Linked DNA regions of Homo sapiens: region 1 is linked to region 2. The links are chromatin contacts, found by Hi-C or POLR2A ChIA-PET in ENCODE. All regions are on one chromosome and are shown on one strand. The core of a region is the stretch at or near the end of the contact, and the rest is flanking DNA. Distances in the headings are between cores, read along the strand shown.

Region 1 (4,999 bases), core at 1,794-4,293, 310 kb after region 2:
GATGCTGAGGCGGGCAGATCACTTGAGGTCAGGAGTTGGAGACCAGCCTGGCCAACATGGTGAAACCCCATCTCTACTAAAAATACAAAAATTAGCCAGGCATGGTGGTGCATGTCTGTAATCCCAGCTACTCAGGAGGCTGAGGCAGGAGAATCGCTTGAACCCAGGAGACGGAAGTTGTAGTGAGCCAAGATCGTGGCACTGCACTCCAGACTGGGCAACAGAGCGAGACTCTGCCTCAAAAAAATAAATAAATAAATAAATGGCAGCTGTGTTTGTCTACAATGCAGGTATAATTCATTCTTTTTAACAACTTTGTAGTATTCCATAGTGTGAATATACCATAATTTATAAAGTCAACTTATCTTTGCATAGTTGTATTTCTTTTTTTTTTTTTTTTTTTGAAACGGAGTCTCGTTCTGTCGCCCAGGCTGGAGTGCAGTGGTGCAGTCTTGGCTCATTGCAACCTCCGCCTCCTGGGTTCATGCAATTCTCCTGTCTCAGCCTCCCGAGTACCTGGGATTACAGTCACACACCACCACGCCCGGCTAATTTTTGGTATTTTTAGTACAGACAGGGTTTCACTATGTTGGTCAGACTGGACTCAAACTTCTGACCTCGTGATCTGCCCGCCTCGGCCTCCCAAAGTGCTGGGATTATAGGCGTGAGCCACCACGCCCGGCCGCATAGTTGTATTTCTATAGGGGATCACTCTTTAAACTTTTCTGCATTCTGAAATTTCTGCAATTTTAAAACTTCAAATGTTTAAATTAAATTTCAGCTTCTAAATTAAGATTTTTATAATGTGGGCCAGGCACAGTGGCTCACACCTGTAATACCGGCATCTGGAGAGGCTGAGGTGGAAGGATCAATTGAGGCCAGAAATTTGAGACCAGCCTGGGCAACATAGTGGGACCCCATCTCACAATTTTTAAAAAATAAAAATTTAGGCCAGATGTGGTGGCTCATGCCTGTAATCCCAACACTTTGGGAGGCCAAGGTGGGCAGATCACGAGGTCAGGAGATCGAGACCATCCTGGCTAACACAGTGAAACCCTGTCTCTACTAAAAATACAAAAAAATTAGCCAGGTGTGGTGGCAGGCGCCAGCTACTCAGAAGGCTGAGGCAGGAGAATGGCATGAATGTGGGAGGTGGAGCTTGCAGTGAGCTGAGATTGCGCCATGCACTCCAGCCTGGGTGACAGAGTGAGACTCCATCTCAAATAAATAAATAAATAAATAAATAAGCTGGGCATACTGGTGCACACCTGTGGTCCTAGCTACTCCAGATGCTGAGGAGGGAGGATCAGTTGAGCCCCTGATGTTAAGGCTGCAGTGAGCTGTGATCACATCACTGCACTCCAGCCTGGGCAACAGAGCCAGACTCTGTCAAAAAAAAAAATTTGTAATATGTATTACTTTTTTTCTTCAAAAAAAGGGATCACTATTTGCCAATTCAGACTCTGGTATAGTGGCTACTTATGGGACAGATACTGAGAAGATAGAATCCAGTGAACTGGGTGACTGGTCATGGGGTTTATAGGTTTATAATGCTCCATATATTCTGGCTCATGTGAATGACAGGGATGTGAGTCTGAAGTTCAAGGGCAAGGTCTGGCTGGGTAGGCTGAAGTCTTAGCAGAGTGAATGTGGTGACCCACGAATCACAGAGTACAGGATCCCAGCCAGGGGCTCTGGCTGCACTTTAAGAAGCCTATAACCCGTGGAGGCGGCGAGACTGGTCCTGTAAGTATCTCACATACTGTATAGGTATTCATTTTGTTAATGTCTATCTACCTCAGTTAGGTTGAAAGCTACAGAGGACAGGTTGCGTGTGTGAGTGTGGGTGTGCCCGAACACTGGCGTTTTTATTCACTGCTGAATCCCCACTGCCTAGAACAGAGTATGACACCCAGCAGACATTCAACAAATGTGTTAAGTGAAGGAATGACTGAAGCTAACGACGTGGGATGCATGTCACTTAAGGGGCAGGTAGAGGACAGAACAGAAAGGAGAAGAAGAAGATCTGAGAGGCAGGAAGCACACCGGGGTAAAGGATCGGGTATGGGAGGAGTGCCCACAAGTTTAAGGGAGTCTTCAGTAGTGTGGCCAGCAGAGGCCGACTCAGCACAGAGGCCGCGAGTCAGCTGGTTTTCTCCTTGTACAGATGAGGAAGCAGAGTTGCTGTTCTAGAGGCTAGACACGCTTCCTAAAATCTGCGCATGAATGGCCCAGTCAAGATTGTGGTTTGTGATACAAAGGCACCCCAAAGCCGGGTGACTTTTGGCTTTATCCTCTCCATGGAACAACTATTCAGCGGTCTGCCGCAGTCGTTCATTGATATATGCAATATATAACGTATGTGTCTAGAGAAATATAGACAGGTGCTACAGATATATGCCGCACGTTGTGTGGTATGTGTGGTATTTGCGCATGTGTGTGTATGGATAGAGCGTCCTTCCACTAGAATGTCGGGCCCACTTCGGCATGATGGGCTGTTTCTCAACTGCAGCCCCAGATCCTGGAACAGCGCCTGGCACCTGGCAGGTGCTGACGCGTGCCGAGCGCTGAGACCCCGGCACCGTCCGCAGACGCGACGCCACCGCCACGTTACCTGCTGCAGCTGGTCCACGAACTCCTCGTGGCGCTCATTCTCGCTGCCGCGGGCCTTGATCAAGCTTGCGCTCACTTCGTCGCCGATGACCTCGGCTGAGTACAAGTTGCGGAAGACGCCGGTGAGCAAGTGCGAGATATCTTGGGTGCGCAGCGAGGAGGGGCGCAGACGAAGCAGCTGAGGCTCGGGACGCTGCGCCAGCGCAAGCTGCGTGAGGCGGCGGGGCCGGGCTGCGAAGCTGTAGTGGAAGGCCTCAGAGTAGGCGAGGGAGGAATACAAGGAGGACTTCCAGGTGGGCTGGCTGGGGCTGCTGGACCCGGCTGGTGGCGAAGTTGGCGCCCACATTGTCCCCTGGCACTCGTTGGTCCGGGACGCTAAAGACCTCCGCGTTTTGGAGCTCCTGGTCTCCATGGCAACCGAGACGCCGCTAACTCCCTGCGGCACTTCGGCTTCCGGCCTCACCCCTTCCGCCTTGCCTTTCTCTCGGATCCCGTCATCGCTGTGGTCATTGTAAACATTTGTGTCTTCAGCATTGTCCTTTTAAAAGTGAGCTTACTAAGTGTGAGGACCCATGAAGAAAGGTTTAATTGACACAGCCAGGCCTATCTGCAAAACCTTGTACCTAACTACCTACCTTCATCCATTCTTTAATTTGTTAAGCAACTGTTCATTCACTCATCATATTTATTGTGTAAAGATTGTGTTTCAGGTCTGTGCTGATTGCTGAAGATACCAAAGAAGTATGATGCTGCTTCTGCCTTCAGGAAGTGCACAGTCGTGTATGTGTGTGTTTGTGATGATGGCGGTGGGTGTGGAGGTAAAAGTAAAACAACTGTACTTTAGTGGGTTAAGGCCAAGGTGGAGATAAATATTGGTTGTCATGGAACTACAAAGGAGGACAGGAACTTAGTCTGTAGAAGGAGCGATTACTTCTTGGAACAAATGAAAACCAAGCAGAGATTTCAAAGAAGGAGTAGACTGAACATCATTAGTCATCAAAGAAGTGGAAATTAAAACCACAATGCAGTACTACAGTTAGTAGAATGACAAAAAACAAAAAAGTACCTAAATAAGAGCGTGTGTGTGGTGGCTCACACCTGTAATCCCAACACTTTGGGAGGCTGAGGCACGAGGATCACTTGAAGCCAGGAGTTTGAGACCAGCCTGGGCAACATAGGGAGACCCCATCTTTACAAAATATTTAAAAATGTGGGAAGGACGGAATGAAATTCAGGAGGAGTGGAACTTAAAGAGTGTGAGGGTGGAGGAATGACACTGATAGGTTAGGGCCAGATCATAAGTGGGTTGGTAGGCCACAATAGGGAATTTGGACTTTATTTTGAGGGCAGTAGGAGGTTCATCAAGGGTCTTAAGCTGGGGCATGTCATGGTCAGCTCTGTTTTACTAAGATCATTCTGATTGCTATGAGAATAGACAGGAGAGGCAAGAGGCATCAGGAAGTTCAGTTAGGAAACTAGCACAGAAGTTAGGAAAGAGATGAAGGGAGATTGGATGAGAGAGAGGGAACTGGATTGGAGATAGATCCAAAAAGTAGAATTGATAAGACTTGCTGGTGGATAATGGGAGGTAAGAAACAGGCACCAAGAATGACTCCCAGGTATCCTGTGTGTGCAATCAGGGGGGTGATGACAGCATCACTGAGATGGAAAAGAGGACTGCATTTGTCCAGGGCAGCAGCATAACATCACATTGACTGTTGTCATTTGCACACCATGGCTTTTGCTCACAGGTGATACAACCAACCACTTTCTACTCCACACTGAGTTTGCTTGCCTTACATCCTGAAACCCACTTCCAGAGATGAGTGCTAGCATGCTTGCCCACACACCTGGGCTACTTCCACTTCTACTTCTCTTGGTTGGGCCTGGCTCTCTCTTTTGTCCTTTCCAGGACCTTTTCTGTCCTGAGAGCTGAGAAGCCAGGGCCGCCTGCCCTGGACTGTGTGCTTGAGAGGCCCATCTCTGGCTGTCCCCCGCACTCTTTCCCACAGAGTAAGAGATCACAGGGCCAAGATGATGTGCCCCGTGCCTCGCCTCCAGGCACATGGGACCCCAAAAGTATGTGCCCACATGTCCTGAGTTCATTCCAGGGCCTATGCAGGCCTCTTCTTTAAGTTTATCCTCCCAGGGCTGACTTAAAAGGGTAGCTATGGTGGGGGGAGGAGGAGGGAAGTGGAGGGAGCTTTGGCAAACAGGCATTTCTCCAATTTTCCACAAGCATGCAAGGCCCCCAGTGGTGCAGGAAGGAGCTGTGGGTAGGAAGAGGGGTGCAACAGTCTGGGGGCCTCCATTGCTCTAATGTGGCAAATGGAGCCCCAGTTGGGTGGTCTTGTCATTTAGGAGCAGTTCCGCTTGTGGAGGCTCT
Region 2 (5,360 bases), core at 1,458-3,957:
CCAGCAAAAACCTCTTTAATAGTTCCCCACGTCCATTCCAGCAATGCTCCGAATCTGTTCTCCCAATGCCCCCAGAGAGATATTTTCAAAACAAAAATACAACCTGTCATTCATACCTCACCCATACCCCTACCCCTTATGGCCCTTAGTGGCTGACCATAGCTTTTAGAATAAAGACAAACTCTATACCATGGCCTATGGAGCTCTGACCAGCCTCCGCCTCTCTCTGCTCCCCAGCATCATTGGCTTTCTTCAATTGCATGAAGGAATGAACCATGCTCTTTCTTGCCACAGGGCCCTCGCACATGTTGTTCCTTCTGCCTGGAATGCTCTTCCATCACCTGGCCAACTTCCCTTCCATCGCTTGGCTAACTTCACTCACTCTGATCTCTAGCTTAAGCACCACTTCCCTAGAGACGCTCTGGGACTTCCCCTCCCAAGTCTGAGTCACATTCCTTTATAATAAGCACTTGGAGAAGTGAGTTCCTTTCCTTCAGAGGCCTTCTCAGAGTTTATAATGAAACACTCTTTTGTGAGATTCTTTGTTTGATACCAGTCTCCACTACTCAGTGGGAAGCTCTGGGAGAGCTTTCTCTTTTTGTTTCGCCATCAGGTCCTAGCACCTGGCACAAAGTAGGTCTCAACTGATGCTTACTTCATGAATGGATGAATGGAATTAGGAAGAAATGGGGGAGATGGCACTCTAGGTATAGGAAAAAAAGATGCTTGAAAGGTCTGCCGAGACCACCACTCCTGTATTTGGCAAAGCCTCAACAGTGCGGTCTGCGAATACAAAAGTTTGCGGGAGGACCCCAAAACCAACACCCCCATCACACACACATGCACATCAAGTACATACCCAAATTCTGGAAGATCTCTGTCAAAATGCACACTTTCCTCATAGAAGACATTCAACTCTGCATCAACAGCAACAACCTTTACCTGAAAGGCATTTTAAAAAAGGAAGTGTAGAATTTTCCTCAGCTTCTACACTGGTCCAGGGGGTACTAACGTCACCAGATGAGGCCCCACACCCTAGGAGCAGTTCAACCTAGAGACCTCCTTGAAGGCAGGGCTGCCTCACCGTAATCGTGGTAACAGAGGACTCATCTGGGGTAACACTCAAAGATTTAGTAAAATGAAGAAACTGAGGCTAAGTAGGAACACCCACATGTCTCAAGGAATCTTTGTTCCCCAAATAGCCAAAGCCAAGACCCTCTAGAGGAAGATGTTCACAGATGAGTTGGTTCGTGCACCTGACAAGGAGGCGGGAGAAAGTGCCAGAGAGGAAGGAATGGGAAGCAAGGTTTGGAGGCATCTCTGGGGATCCATGTCTGCAGAGGCCTGAGACCAGGCAAGGCCATGGGCTATTCTCACAGGCCATGATTGTGGTCCAGAGACATTAATGTCCCACTGAAGCAATCTCCAAGCTTGGGAGTATAACTCCTTTCCTGGACAGATGGGAAAACTGAGGTCCAGCAAGGCAACTCGAGTCATCCAGAGTCCCACAGGACGTTCCCCCAAGGACTGGCCAGAGGCCTGCCTCCCTTGACCCATTCGAGAAGAGGGGTTTGACTGCAACTGTGTATATTTCCCAAGTACTTTAAAGGAAAAGGTGCCCCCGGTCACCCCATGCCCTCTTTGAAGGCAAATTTTGATTTGCTTGCCTGTCTGCAGGGCGTTGGCAGCAGCACACTGCTCCTCTGGCCAGCAGTCCTGGGTGCACAGACCAGGCAAGCTGGTGTCAACGAAGGGCGGTCACAGGGTAAAGTCCACTTGTACACTATGCATTTCACTTTTTTCTTTTTTTTTTTTTGAGACAGGGTCCCGTTCTGTCGCCCAGGCTGGAGACCGGTGACGCCATCTTAGCTCACTGCAATCTCCACCTCCTGGGCTCAAGCGATCCGCTTCAGCCTCCAGAAAAACTGGGACTACAGGTGTGCTCCACCATGCCCGGCTAATTTTTGTATTTTCTGGTAGAGACCGGGGTTTCTCCATATTGCCCAGGCTGGTCTCGAACTCCTGGGCTCAAGCGATCCACTCGCCTCGGCCTCCCAAAGTGCTGGGATTACCGGCAAGAGCCACCAGGCCTGGGCCATTTCAATTTTTAAAAAAAGGTTTTGGGCTATAATCTGCTTCCAGGTCACTGGTTGTGCATGTGCGCAGGGCTACCCGCCTGTCTGTTCCCCTGCCTTACAGTAGCTGACTTCCTTCGGATCCCCGTCACTGGGTGCCCAGAACAGCGCAGGAACCCGCCGAGTCCTCCGGCCCCTCTGGGCACCGGGGGTCCTGCCGAGGAGCGCCTGCAGTTTCCTGGGGTAGCTGGGTCCAGGCGGGGTCGAGGCCGCATCTTGCGAGCGGGTGGCATTGGCAGGGCATCTCCGGGCGAGGGCACCGGCGCCCCACGGCCGCGCGCAGGGCAGGGGCGCGGGGGCCCCGGGAAGCCCGAGAGGTAGGCGCGCCCGCGGCCGGGCCCATGTTTTCCCGCGTCCGGGTGACAGCCCGCCCCCTACCCCCACCGAAGCGGAGGAGGCGGCCCCGTGGCCCTGCGGCCAGGCGACTGTACCTGCTGCGTGCTGAAGTCCCAGCCCAGGCAGCAGCGGCGAGGGGCGTGCTCCGCCATGGCCTTTCGGGTAAGGCTGCGCGTCCGTCAGTCCGTCCGTCCGCCACGCGGCGTGATAGTCGCCGCGCTCCAGCGCCCAGAGACGCAGGGGCCCGCCCCTAGCTCCGCCCGGCCGGACTGTGGACCGGAGTCACGAGGCGGGCTTGCGCTCTGGCGCCGCCTGCGGGGCTACGCGAGCCGGGACCGCGTCCTGTGCAATCGACGGTGCCCCCACGCAGCCCGCTTTCCTTCGAAGCGCACCCCCTCTGGTTCTCCCCATCTTCATCTTATGTCTTCATGGGCCGTGCCCTGACACCGCCTGGCTTCCCTTAGAGGACGCCTGGGCCAGAGGTTTCAGCTATAAGCCGGCTTGTCTTTCAGAGGGAGCCTGCCTGTCCTTCTGGAGGCCCTGGGCCTGCCGTCCTCTGTGGCTGTATCTTGGCACTGGAGCAGCTGTCCACCCATGGTGGTGACTCAGGGGCCACAGGGAAATGGGCCCTGGGGTTGGAAGCACTGAGTCCTGACAAGCCCTATCCAGATCCAGCAAATCTGAATGGTTCCCAGTGTGTCACATCCCACCTGTGTATTTAAACTCAGCGGCTCCTGATGCCCCCACGGGGAGACACTCCTTCCTGGAGTCAATTGGTATTGATGGTCTAATGTGTGCCAGGCATGGTAAAGGGGAATGAGAACCAGAGTCAGACCCACTCCTTTTATTCATGGAGCTGAGGGCGCCTGTCCCACCAGCTACATCCTTCCCGTCCCTAAGACTAACTGCTTTCCAGAATTCCTCCCCAAACCCAGCATGTGAGAGGCTCCTCCTACGAACTTCCCAGCCCACCAGTGCCCTTTTCATGCACTTGCAATGGTCTGTCTCCCTTGCTGAACTTGAGCTGCTTGGAGTCTACATGGGATCCTCTTCACTGCTAGAACAAGAAGGGGCCAACATACTTGTCCTCCAAGACATTCACAGCTTATTGGGGACTCAGCCCCTCCAGCAGTCACCACCTGTGACAATAGACAAATACTGGATACTAGCTAGATCAGAAACAATTATGCAACCTGCTGAGCACATTTAATCGTCACAATGATGCTGGGAAGTAGGTACTATTATCTCCACTTTTAAAAAATTTTAAATAAAGGTATCTAAGTATCTAATCTAATTAAGATTAGATTACTGCATTTTAATCTAATCTTAACTGCTTGATGACTTTTTTTTTTTTTTTTGACAGAGTTTCACTCCTGTCACCCAGGCTGGAGTGCAGTGGCGTGATCTCCGGTCACTGCAACCTCCACCTCCCTGGTTCAACTGATTCTTCTGCCTCAGCCTCCCATGTAGCTGGGATTACAGGCGCACACCACCGCACCCAGCTAATTTTTTTTTTTTTTTGAAACGGAGTTTCACTCTTGTTGCCCAGGCTGGAGTGCAATGGCGTGATTTCAGCTCATTGAAACCTCTGCCTTCTGGGTTCAAGTGATTCTCCTGCCTCAGCCTCCCGAGTAGCTGAGATTACAGGCATCCGCCACCACGCCCAGCTAATTTTGTATTTTTAGTAGAGACGAGGTTTCTCCATGTTTGTTAGGCTGGTCTTGAACTCCCGACCTCAGGTGTTCCGCCTGCCTCATCCTCTCAAAGTGCTGGGATTACAAGCGTGAGCCACTGCGTATGGCTCTAATTTTGTATTTTTAGTAGAGATGGGGTTTCACCATGTTGGTCAGGCTGGTCTCAAACTCCGACCTCATGTGATCCACCTGCCTCAGCCTCCCAAAGTGCTGGGATTACAGGCGTGAGTCACCGTGCCTGGCCAATGACTTTTTAAAAATGTATGTATATACCCATATAAACACTGAGATCAAAACAGAACATTTCCACCACTCCAGAAGTTTCCTTCATGACCCTTCCTAAACTCCCAAGGCAATCACTATTCTGATGTCTACCAGTATAAACTCACTTTGAACTTCGTATAACTTACCATCTTCATTTTACAGAGTGAGAAACTGAGGTGTAGAGAAGTTAGTTAACGTGGCCTAATGAAACTGCCATTGCAAAATTATAACTGAGACAGTGAAAGAGATCTGACTTAACCAATTCCATCTTGCTTCTAGCCTCCAAGCTGTCATTGCTTATTCATGGGCATAGGCAGAACTAACTTTGGGAGGAACTTACTTTATAGTTTAAAACAAAGATGATAACAGCTCTTTCCCAAAACAAATCTCCTTCTTGCCTGTGACTAGACTGCCTTTGTAGGACTAACAAATTAGCCACAAGATTAGAAATTAAGGTTTAGGAGTCATGCAGCTGGAGACTACAAGATTCTGACCATCACCAAATTGCTCCTGGGGATAACATCACTATTGTAAAACCTAAGATCAGTGCTTGAGATATTTTAGAGACCCTGCACTTGATGGATCAGCTGGTACCACCCAGCTCCATAAACTGGCTCATCTGATCTTGTGGCCCCCACCCAGGAACTGACTCAGCACAAGAAGATAGCTTCAAATTCCTATGAGTTCATTTCCGACCCAACCAATCAGCACTCCCAACTCACTGGCCTCCACCCACCCACCAAATTATTCTTAAAAACTCTGATTCCCAAATGCTCTGGGAGACTGATTTGAGTAATAATAAAACTCTGGTCTCCTACACAGCTGGCTCTGTGTGAATTACTCATTCTCTATTGCAGTCCCCCTGTCTTGATAAATTGGCTCTGTCTAGGCAGTGGGCAAGGTGAACCTGTCGGGTGGTTATACATCCTTT

The links. Hi-C counts contacts between places; a loop is a spot of excess contacts on that map. ChIA-PET counts read pairs that join two places held with the same protein, here RNA polymerase II (POLR2A). Pooled maps may share reads with other maps.
Region 1: a loop to region 2 is called in a pooled map, with 4 times the contacts of the local background. The contact joins the promoter of DLEC1 here to the promoter of XYLB in region 2. A Hi-C loop is called at or near these places in 7 of 168 maps with a recorded cell type or tissue (B cell, OCI-LY7, PC-3 and 4 more), 7 of 37 single-sample maps with no recorded cell type and 18 of 50 pooled maps. POLR2A ChIA-PET finds 5 or more read pairs at or near these places in 4 of 52 experiments (HepG2, WTC11, activated CD4-positive, alpha-beta T cell and 1 more).

What each region holds. Positions count from the first base shown.
Region 1 is chr3:38,037,252-38,042,250 of GRCh38, reverse strand. It overlaps DLEC1 (DLEC1 cilia and flagella associated protein), which reads right to left and starts at 3,043. Exons shown (of 37, transcript NM_007335.4): 1 at 2,615-3,043. The coding sequence starts at 3,025. RefSeq lists enhancers at 2,249-2,478, 2,769-2,978.
Region 2 is chr3:38,344,132-38,349,491 of GRCh38, reverse strand. It overlaps XYLB (xylulokinase), which reads right to left and starts at 2,707. Exons shown (of 19, transcript NM_005108.4): 1 at 2,567-2,707; 2 at 860-942. The coding sequence starts at 2,623. RefSeq lists enhancers at 1,267-2,098, 2,099-2,930 and silencers at 2,231-2,290, 2,301-2,540.